Linked DNA regions of Homo sapiens: region 2 is linked to region 1. Evidence: chromatin loops called from intact Hi-C (ENCODE). Cell type or tissue: GM12878. All regions are shown on one strand.

What was found. A loop is a pair of places that touch in the nucleus more often than their neighbours do. Peaks named below come from ENCODE experiments on the same cell type or tissue, not always from the same donor. Only the 100,000 strongest peaks of a DNase experiment are listed, where the experiment ranks them.
Region 2: a loop joins it to region 1, with 1.8 times the contacts of the local background. A loop is called at or near these places in 1 of 110 quality-filtered maps.

Annotation. Positions count from the first base shown.
Region 1 is chr10:106,864,155-106,868,154 of GRCh38, forward strand. All of the region lies in intron 2 of SORCS1 (sortilin related VPS10 domain containing receptor 1), which reads right to left. Among named protein-coding and RNA genes, the nearest start is that of SORCS1, 300 kb to the right of the region's middle. In GM12878, a CTCF peak has its summit at 2,425; a DNase peak (open chromatin) is centred at 2,427; H3K27ac peaks cover 325 bases.
Region 2 is chr10:106,934,095-106,938,094 of GRCh38, forward strand. The region is part of intron 2 of SORCS1 (sortilin related VPS10 domain containing receptor 1); the gene reads right to left. Among named protein-coding and RNA genes, the nearest start is that of SORCS1, 230 kb to the right of the region's middle. In GM12878, no CTCF peak of the experiment used is centred here; a DNase peak (open chromatin) is centred at 2,087; H3K27ac peaks cover 2,542 bases.

The DNA.
Region 1 (4,000 bases):
AGAAAAATGAAAGTAGTGAGTAAATACATATTCAACTGAAACAACCAGGTGCTCACATTGGGACTAATCAAGAGAACAACTCAGTCCACGGAGAACAGAGAAAAGCAAGGCAGAATGACGGTCCACCAGGGAGCAACACAAAGCCAGGGTAACCTCCCCCGCCCAGGGAAGCAGCGGGTGAGTGTGTGACTCTGGGAACCCACGCTTCTCCCGTGGATCTTTGCAACCCTCGAGTCAGAAGATCCCCATGTGAACCCACTCCACCATGGCCTTTAGTCTAACACACAGAGCTAAGTGGGGGCTTAGCAGAGCAGCCACTCGAGCACATGCAGAGACGTGGGAACCTTAGATACTCGGGCTTTCTGAGCTTCCCGGCAAAAGCAGCTGAAACTCTGGCAAAGCAGGAGGTTAGACCCTCATATACACCCTCAGGAAAAGGCTGAATCCAGGGGAATGAGTAGCATTCATCTTCAGGCCCTACTCCCACAACACATCAGGATAAGACCTGCTGATGCGGAACTCCAGCCAGCCACTGGTAGCAACAATTGCACCTCACTGAGCTGGAGCTCCTAGGGTTGGGGGGTGGGGTAGGGGTTGCCATATTGGCTGTGTGGCAGACTTAGCTTTTTCAGCCTTCGGGCTTTGGAAAGACCAAGGTAACCAGGGGCTGAAGTGGATCTCCAGAACAGCACAACTGCTCTATGAAAACGTGACTAGACTGCTTTTTAAAGAAGGTCCCTGATCCTGTTCCTCCTCACTGGGTGGGGCCTCCCAAACCAGGGTCTCCAGCCACCCTCAGTGGTGTTCACTGGCCAACAGAGGTTTCAAACCTCCCTGAGACAGCTCCCAGAGGGAGGGGTGGGCCACCAACTTTGCTGTTTTGGTGACTTAGCTGTCCTGCCCTTTGGGCTTTGGAGAGACATAGGTGACCAGGGGCTGAATCAGACCCCTGGCACAGCACAGCTGCTATACAAAAATGTGATGACAGCTGCTATACAAAAACATGGCCAGACTGCTTTTTAAGCGGGTCCCTGATCCAGTTCCTCTTCACTGTGTGGGGCCTCCCAACCCGGATCTCCAGCTACCTCCTACAGGTGCATTTGAGCTGGCAATGGGTCCATACCTTCCTGGGACAGAGCTCCCAGAGGGAGGGGCAGGCAGCCATGTTTGTGGTTTTGCAGCCTTCGCTGTTGATCCCTCCAGGTACTGGAAAACCCAAGTTGACTAGGAACTGGAGCGGACCCCCAACATACCACACAGCAGCCCTATTAAAAAGTGGCCAAACTGGGCCAGGCATGGTGGCTCATGCCTGTAATCCTAGCACTTTGGGAGGCCTAGGTGGGTGGATTGCCTGAGCTCAGGAGTTCAAGACCTGCCTGGGGAACATGGTGAAACCCCATCTCTACTAAAAATACAAAAAATTAGCCAGGCGTGGCAGCGGGCACCTGTAATCCCAGCTACTCAGGAGACTGAGGCAGGAGAACGCTTGAACCTGGGAGGCGGAGGTTGCAGTGAGCCAAGATTGTGCCATTTCACTCCAGCCTGGGCGAGAGAGCAAGACTCCATCTCAAAAAAATAAATAAAATAAAATAAAATAAAAATAAAAATAAATAAATAAAAAGTGGCCAGACTGTTTGGGAGGCCCAGGCAGGCAGATCACCTGAGGTCAGGAGTTCAAGACCAGCCTGGCCAACGTGGTGAAACTCCATCTCTACTGAAAATACAAAAATTGGCCAGGCGTGGTGGCATGCACCTGTAATCCCAGCTACTCAGGAGGCTGAGGCAGGAGAATCACTTGAACCTGGGAGGCGGAAGTTGCAGTGAGCTGAGATCACGCCACTGCACTCCAACCTGGGTGACAGAATGAGATTCCGTCTCAAAAAAAAAAAAAAAAGTCGCCAGACTATGTGGATGCCTGTTCCCATATCTCCTCACTGGCCACCCCCGACTAGGGCTATTGAGCCAATAGCAGCTCTGTAACTTCCTGGACAGAGCCCCCAGGGGTAACTGAAAGCCTCTATGCCACTGACTCTGCAGTGGAACTGCCCTTGCTACCCTCCAACAAACAAAAGAGCAAAGACCCTAAGTGCCTTATCCACACCACCAACAAGCTGCAGTCAACCCAAGAAGAGGAGGTCACTCCATCTCCCATGGATCCCCTCCAACCCCACTCATTACCAGACAGGGAACCTGCAGGTTGGGCCCATCGCACAGACCCGCTATCCTGAGCTGATTACACTGAGCGACTGCTGACCTGCATCTCTCTGGGGTAGAGTCCCCAGGAGACATGCAAAAGACCTTTAGCCACACCACTACTAAGGTCTCTTCCTCTGCTATCTCCAAGTTAGGGAAGGAACATAAACCCTGAGATTTCCCCAGAGCTGCAGTGGGCAGCCCAAGAGTGCCAAGCTGCGATCTGCAGCCAGAACTCAAGGGGGAGAAAAGCCCACACTTTCAGAGCACTGAGAGGGAACAAGGCTGCAAAGGAGAGGAAACATGGGGAAGCCACACAACCGAGCAAGGATCTACCAACTGACAAATACACCTAAGCACCACCTACTGGATCATACCTCAAAGCCTCAGCACCAAAAATATCTTGCTAAAAACCCCACTTGCTAAAAGAAGTCAGCTTCAAATAAAAACGCTGCAGAAAACCTCGACCCTGTGAGAACATTTAGAAAAGACATCTATTGACTGTACTTAATCTACACTGCACTTAAAGGAACACCCACATGCAGAGATGAGAAAAAACCAATGCAAAGCCTCTCGTAACTCAAGTGGCCAGAGTGTCATATGTCCTACAAGTCACCACACCAGTACTCCTCCAACAAGAGTTCTTAACCAGGCTGAGCTGGCTGGTTTTTGTATTGTCCATGAAAACTTCCCCAACTTTGCTAGAGAGGCCAAAAGTCAAATTCAGGAAATACAGAGAATCTCTGCAAGATTCTACACCAGAAGGTCATCCACAAAACACATAATCATCAGATTTTCCAAGGTCAAAATGGAAAAAAAGAATGTTAAAGGCAGCCAGAGAAAAAAGGTAGGTCACCTACAAAGGGAATCCCATGAGGCTAACAGTAGACCTCTCAGCTAAAACCTTATAAGCTAGGACAGATTGGAAGCTTATATTAAATTTTTTTTTTTTTTTGAAACGGAGTCTCGTTCTGTCGCCCACGCTGGAGTGCAGTGGTGCAGTCTCGGCTCACTGCAAGTTCTGCCTCCCAGGTTCATGCCATTTTCCTGCCTCAGCCTCCCAAGTAGCTGGGATTACAGGCACCCACCACCACGCCCGGCTAATTTCTGGTATTTTTAGTAGAGATGGGTTTCACCGTGTTAGCCAGGATGGTCTCAATCTCCTGACCTCGTGATCCGCCCGCCTTGGCCTCCCAAAGTGCTGGGATTACAGGCGTGAGCCACCGCACCCGGCCATATTCAACATTCTTAAAGAAAAAAAAATTCCTCACCACAGATTTCATATCTGGCCCAACTAACTTCCTAAGTAAAGGAGAAATAAGTTCCTTTTCAAATAAGCAAATGTTGAGTGAGCAATGGAACACTAAGTATAGAAAGGAAATACCACTACCAGCTAATAGAAAAACACACTTAAATACACAGACCAGTAACAGTATAAAGCAACCACAAAAACAAACCAGCATAATAACCAGCTAACAACACAATGACAGGATCAAATCCACACATATCAATACCAACCTTGAATGTAAACTGGCTAAATGCCCCACTTTAAAGGCACAGAGTGTCAAGCTGGATGAAAAAGCAAGATCCCATGAAATGCTGTCTTCAAGAGACCCATCTCACATGTAATGACACCTATAGGCTCAAAATAAAGAAATGGAGGAAAATCAAATAGGAAACAGAAAAAAGCAGATATTGCTATCCTAATTTCAGACAAAATAGATTTTAAACCAACAAAGATCAAAAAAGACAAAGAAGGGCATTACATCATAGTAAAGGGTTCAATTCAACAAGAAGACCTAACTAT
Region 2 (4,000 bases), 70 kb after region 1:
AAAAACAAAAAAAAAAAAAAAAAAGAAAGAAAATTTCAAAAGTGAAAATATAATAGACATTGGCGTGGATGTGGTGAAAAGGAAACGTTTATACACTGCTTATGGGAATGTAAATTAGTACAGCCTCTTGGGAAAACAGTATGGAGATTTTTTATTTTTTATTTTATTTATTTCTTTTTTTTAGATGGAGTCGCGCACTGTCACCCAGGCTGGAGTGCAGTGGTGCGATCTCAGATCACTGCGAGCTCGGTCTCCGGGGTTCACGTCATTCTCCTGCCTCAGCCTCCTGTGTAGTTGGGACTACAGGCGCCACCACCACACCCGGCTAATTTTTTTTTGTATTTTTAGTGGAGATGGGATTTCACCGTGTTAGCCAGGACAGTCTGGATCTCCTGCCCTCGTGATCCACCCGCCTTGGCCTCCCAAAGTGCTGGGATTACAGGCATGAGCCACTGCACCCGGCCAGTATGGAGATTTTTTAAAGAACTAAAAGTAGATCTACCATTCAATCCAGGAACCCACTACTAGGTATCACAATTCACAATTGCAAAGATATGAAACCAACCTACATGCCCATCAACGATTGAGTGTATAAAGAAAATGTGGTATATGTACATCATAGAATACTACTCAGCCATAAAAAAGAACAAAATAATGTCCTTTGCAGCAACTTGGATGTTGCTGGAAGCCATTATTTTCAGTGAAGTAACTCGGGAATGGAAAACCAATTACCATATGTTCTCATTTAATAAGCAGGAGCTAAGCTATGGGTACATAAAGGCATACAGAGTGACATAATGGACACTGGAAACTCAGAAAAGGGAGGGCGGAAGGGGAAGTGAGGAATAAAAAATGACATATTGGGCACAATATACACTACTCAGGTGATGGGTACACTAAAATCTCAGACTTCATCACTATACAATTCATCCATGTAATCAAAAACCACGAGTACCCCAAAAACTACTGAAATTAAAAAAATACTTACAAATAAAAAAAAGAAAAGAAAATAATTTTTGGAATACCCACTTACAAATGAGGAAACTGAGACTCAGAAGCATTTAGGTATTTTATAGTTAGCTCTTTTCCCAGTTAGCTTTTACAATCAGAAGAGCTGAGTTTCAGTTATGTTTCTACCTCTTAGAATGTGCCTAGAGGGTCCTTAAAATATTTACTCTTCACTGTAACCTAATTGATCAAATTATTATTATCCCTAATATAGAATATAGAAATAAATGTCCAAAGAGATATGGAAACTTGGTGGAGATAATATTCTAATATTTACCATTTTAAGTCCTCTAATTTAGTAGTCACAAAATACCTGGCTTCCTACCTGCAAAATGATAGTGGGTTGACCTGTCTGGGTCTACCTGCAGTCAACCAATAATGAGTTATAATGGATACATTTTTTAAAAAAAATTCCTAGAAGAAATAGGAACAGCAATGTTTTATCATTAGCATTCCAAAATATGCAAGGATACCTGCTGTAAACAAGGCAAATATTTGGGGCAGCAATTATTAGAAATGTAGAATGTTAGAGCTAGGTTGAAAATCAGTCTGTCTAGTACAAATTCTTTTTCTTAAAAATGAGAAGACCAAGATTCTATGAAATAAAACAATTTGCCCAAGATCACACAATTAGTGGCAGTGCTAAGTTTAGAACACAGGACATGCTCACACCTACTCTCAATATGCACAGAACATACTATTTACTTCTCACAGGATTCATCAAAGTGATAATGTCCCTTTTTACTGTTTTGATTGTCTTTGCAAAAGTTTGAGGGAAATTCAAGTAGGTGAAGCTATTTCAATTTGCATTTAGAATTTCTAACATTTCTAGAAAGTACTTTGAAACTTGAGAATTAAATTTAAGAACTGGTAGCCTGTAAACTCAAATTACCCCTATTATCATCTGATTGGAGCATATCTGAATGTTAACTATTCTTTACTGCCTCCTGAAAATCTGCAAAAGTGATCTTTGCAGTATGGTGCAGGAAGCTATCTATTCTTAAATACTGACTAATTGCTGAAAATCTCACTTCCCCTTTTCTCTAATTTTTGACTTGGCCTCAAGCCATCAGTTGTGCTTAGACTTTGGGACACAGCCCTTCACCAGTCTTTTTCCTTCCTGTTTCCATTTACATCCTGACTGGTATCTCATGGGCACTCAGTTGCATAATCTTCTAAGGCAAACAACAAGATGGTTGCTAACTATTCCATGGAATCCTGTTCCCAGAAACAGCACAAAACTGAGATGAAATGCAGTGAAGAGCTACTCAAGTCCAAGACAGGAACATAGATTTGGTTAGACAATCTCAGAGCAGGCTTTTTCCTAACCCTAGTGCATCTTTCAGTGGACCAACACCAATACCTTCTGGCATCAAGCAGAGAAGAATGTATGGAACATGCCACTAATGGAGGGAACTCACATTTAATGAGATCCTACTATTCATCTGGAGCTTCAAATATCTTCTTCCTTGCAATAAGTCTATATGAGATAAATATGTGAGGGAATAAGTTTTTGTGAATGCTGGCAGAGCTACTGTTCAGGAATTTCCTGAACTCTGATTTCCTCCAAAGATCAGGTATGGCCTTGATGATGAGAAGACTGGCATAAAGCCCTGAGAAAAGTTGTATCTTCATTCCCTTAAGAGGAAGCATCAACTGCAAAGACTGCTCTTGAATATAATGCAAGGTTCAACTCTAAGGGGATAATGGAAAACAAAATAGTTGACTTCTCAGATATGGTAGGAAACTATTCTTCAAGGACAAAATTACTAGCAATTCTTCATGACCACTCTACTTCTGATAAACTTATGCTGTGGTTAAATACTATAAACTCAATCTAATCTTAAACTAGCATATATGTGTCCACTCCAGTCTAAAATGCAGAAGTACTAATAACCCCATTTACCAGATGATACGGTTTGGCTGTGTCCCCACCCAAATCTCATCTTGAATTGTAGCTCCCATAATCCCATGTGTCATGGGAAGGACTCATTGGGAGGTAACTGAATCATGGGGGTAGGTTTTTCCCATGCTGTTCTTGTTATAGTGAATAAGTCTCAGAAGATCTGATTTTTTTTTTTTTTTGAGATAGAGTCTTGCTCTGTTGCCCAGGCTGGAATTCAGTGACATGGTCTCAGCTCACTGCACCCTCCGCCTCCCAGGTTCAAGCAATTCTCCTGCCTCAGCCTCCTGAGTAGCTGGGATTTACAGGTGCCCACCACCATGCCCAGCTATTTTTTTTTTTTTTGTATTTTTAGTAGGAGAGGGTTTCACCATGTTGGCTAGGGTGGTTTTGAACTCCTGACCTCAAGTAATCCACCCTTGTCGGCCTCCCAAAGTGCTAGAATTGCAGACATGAGTCACTGTGCCTGGCCAATCTGATGGTTTTATAAAGGGCAGTTCCCTTGCACATGCTCTCTTGCCTGCTGCCATATAAGACATGCCTTTGCTCCTCCTTCACCTTCCACCATGATTGTGAAGCCTCCCCAACCATGTGGACTGTGAGTCCACTAAACCTGTTTTTCTTTATAAATTACCCAGTCTCAGGCATTTCTTCATAGCAGTATGAAAATGGTCTAGGCTGGGCACGGTGGCTCATGCCTGTAATCCCAGCACTTTGGGGGGCTGAGGCAGGTGGATCACCTGAGGTCAGGAGTTTGTGACCAGCCTGGCCAACACAGTGAAATCCCATCTCTACTAAAAACACAAAAATTAGCCGGACATGGTGGCAGGTGCCTGTAATCCCCACTACTTGGGAGGCTGAGGCAGGAGAATTGCTTGACCTCGGGAGGCGGAGGTTGCAGTGAGCCAAGATCAAGCCACTGCACTCCATCCTGAGCAACAGAGCAAGACTCTGTCTCAAAAAGAAGAAAAAAAAAAAAAAAAAAGAAAGAAAGGAAGTGGTCTAATACACCAGTTGAAGAAAATGAGGTCCAGAGAGGGCATCCTTAACCACAGCTTGGACAGATTAGGTATCCATCTCAACTCTATC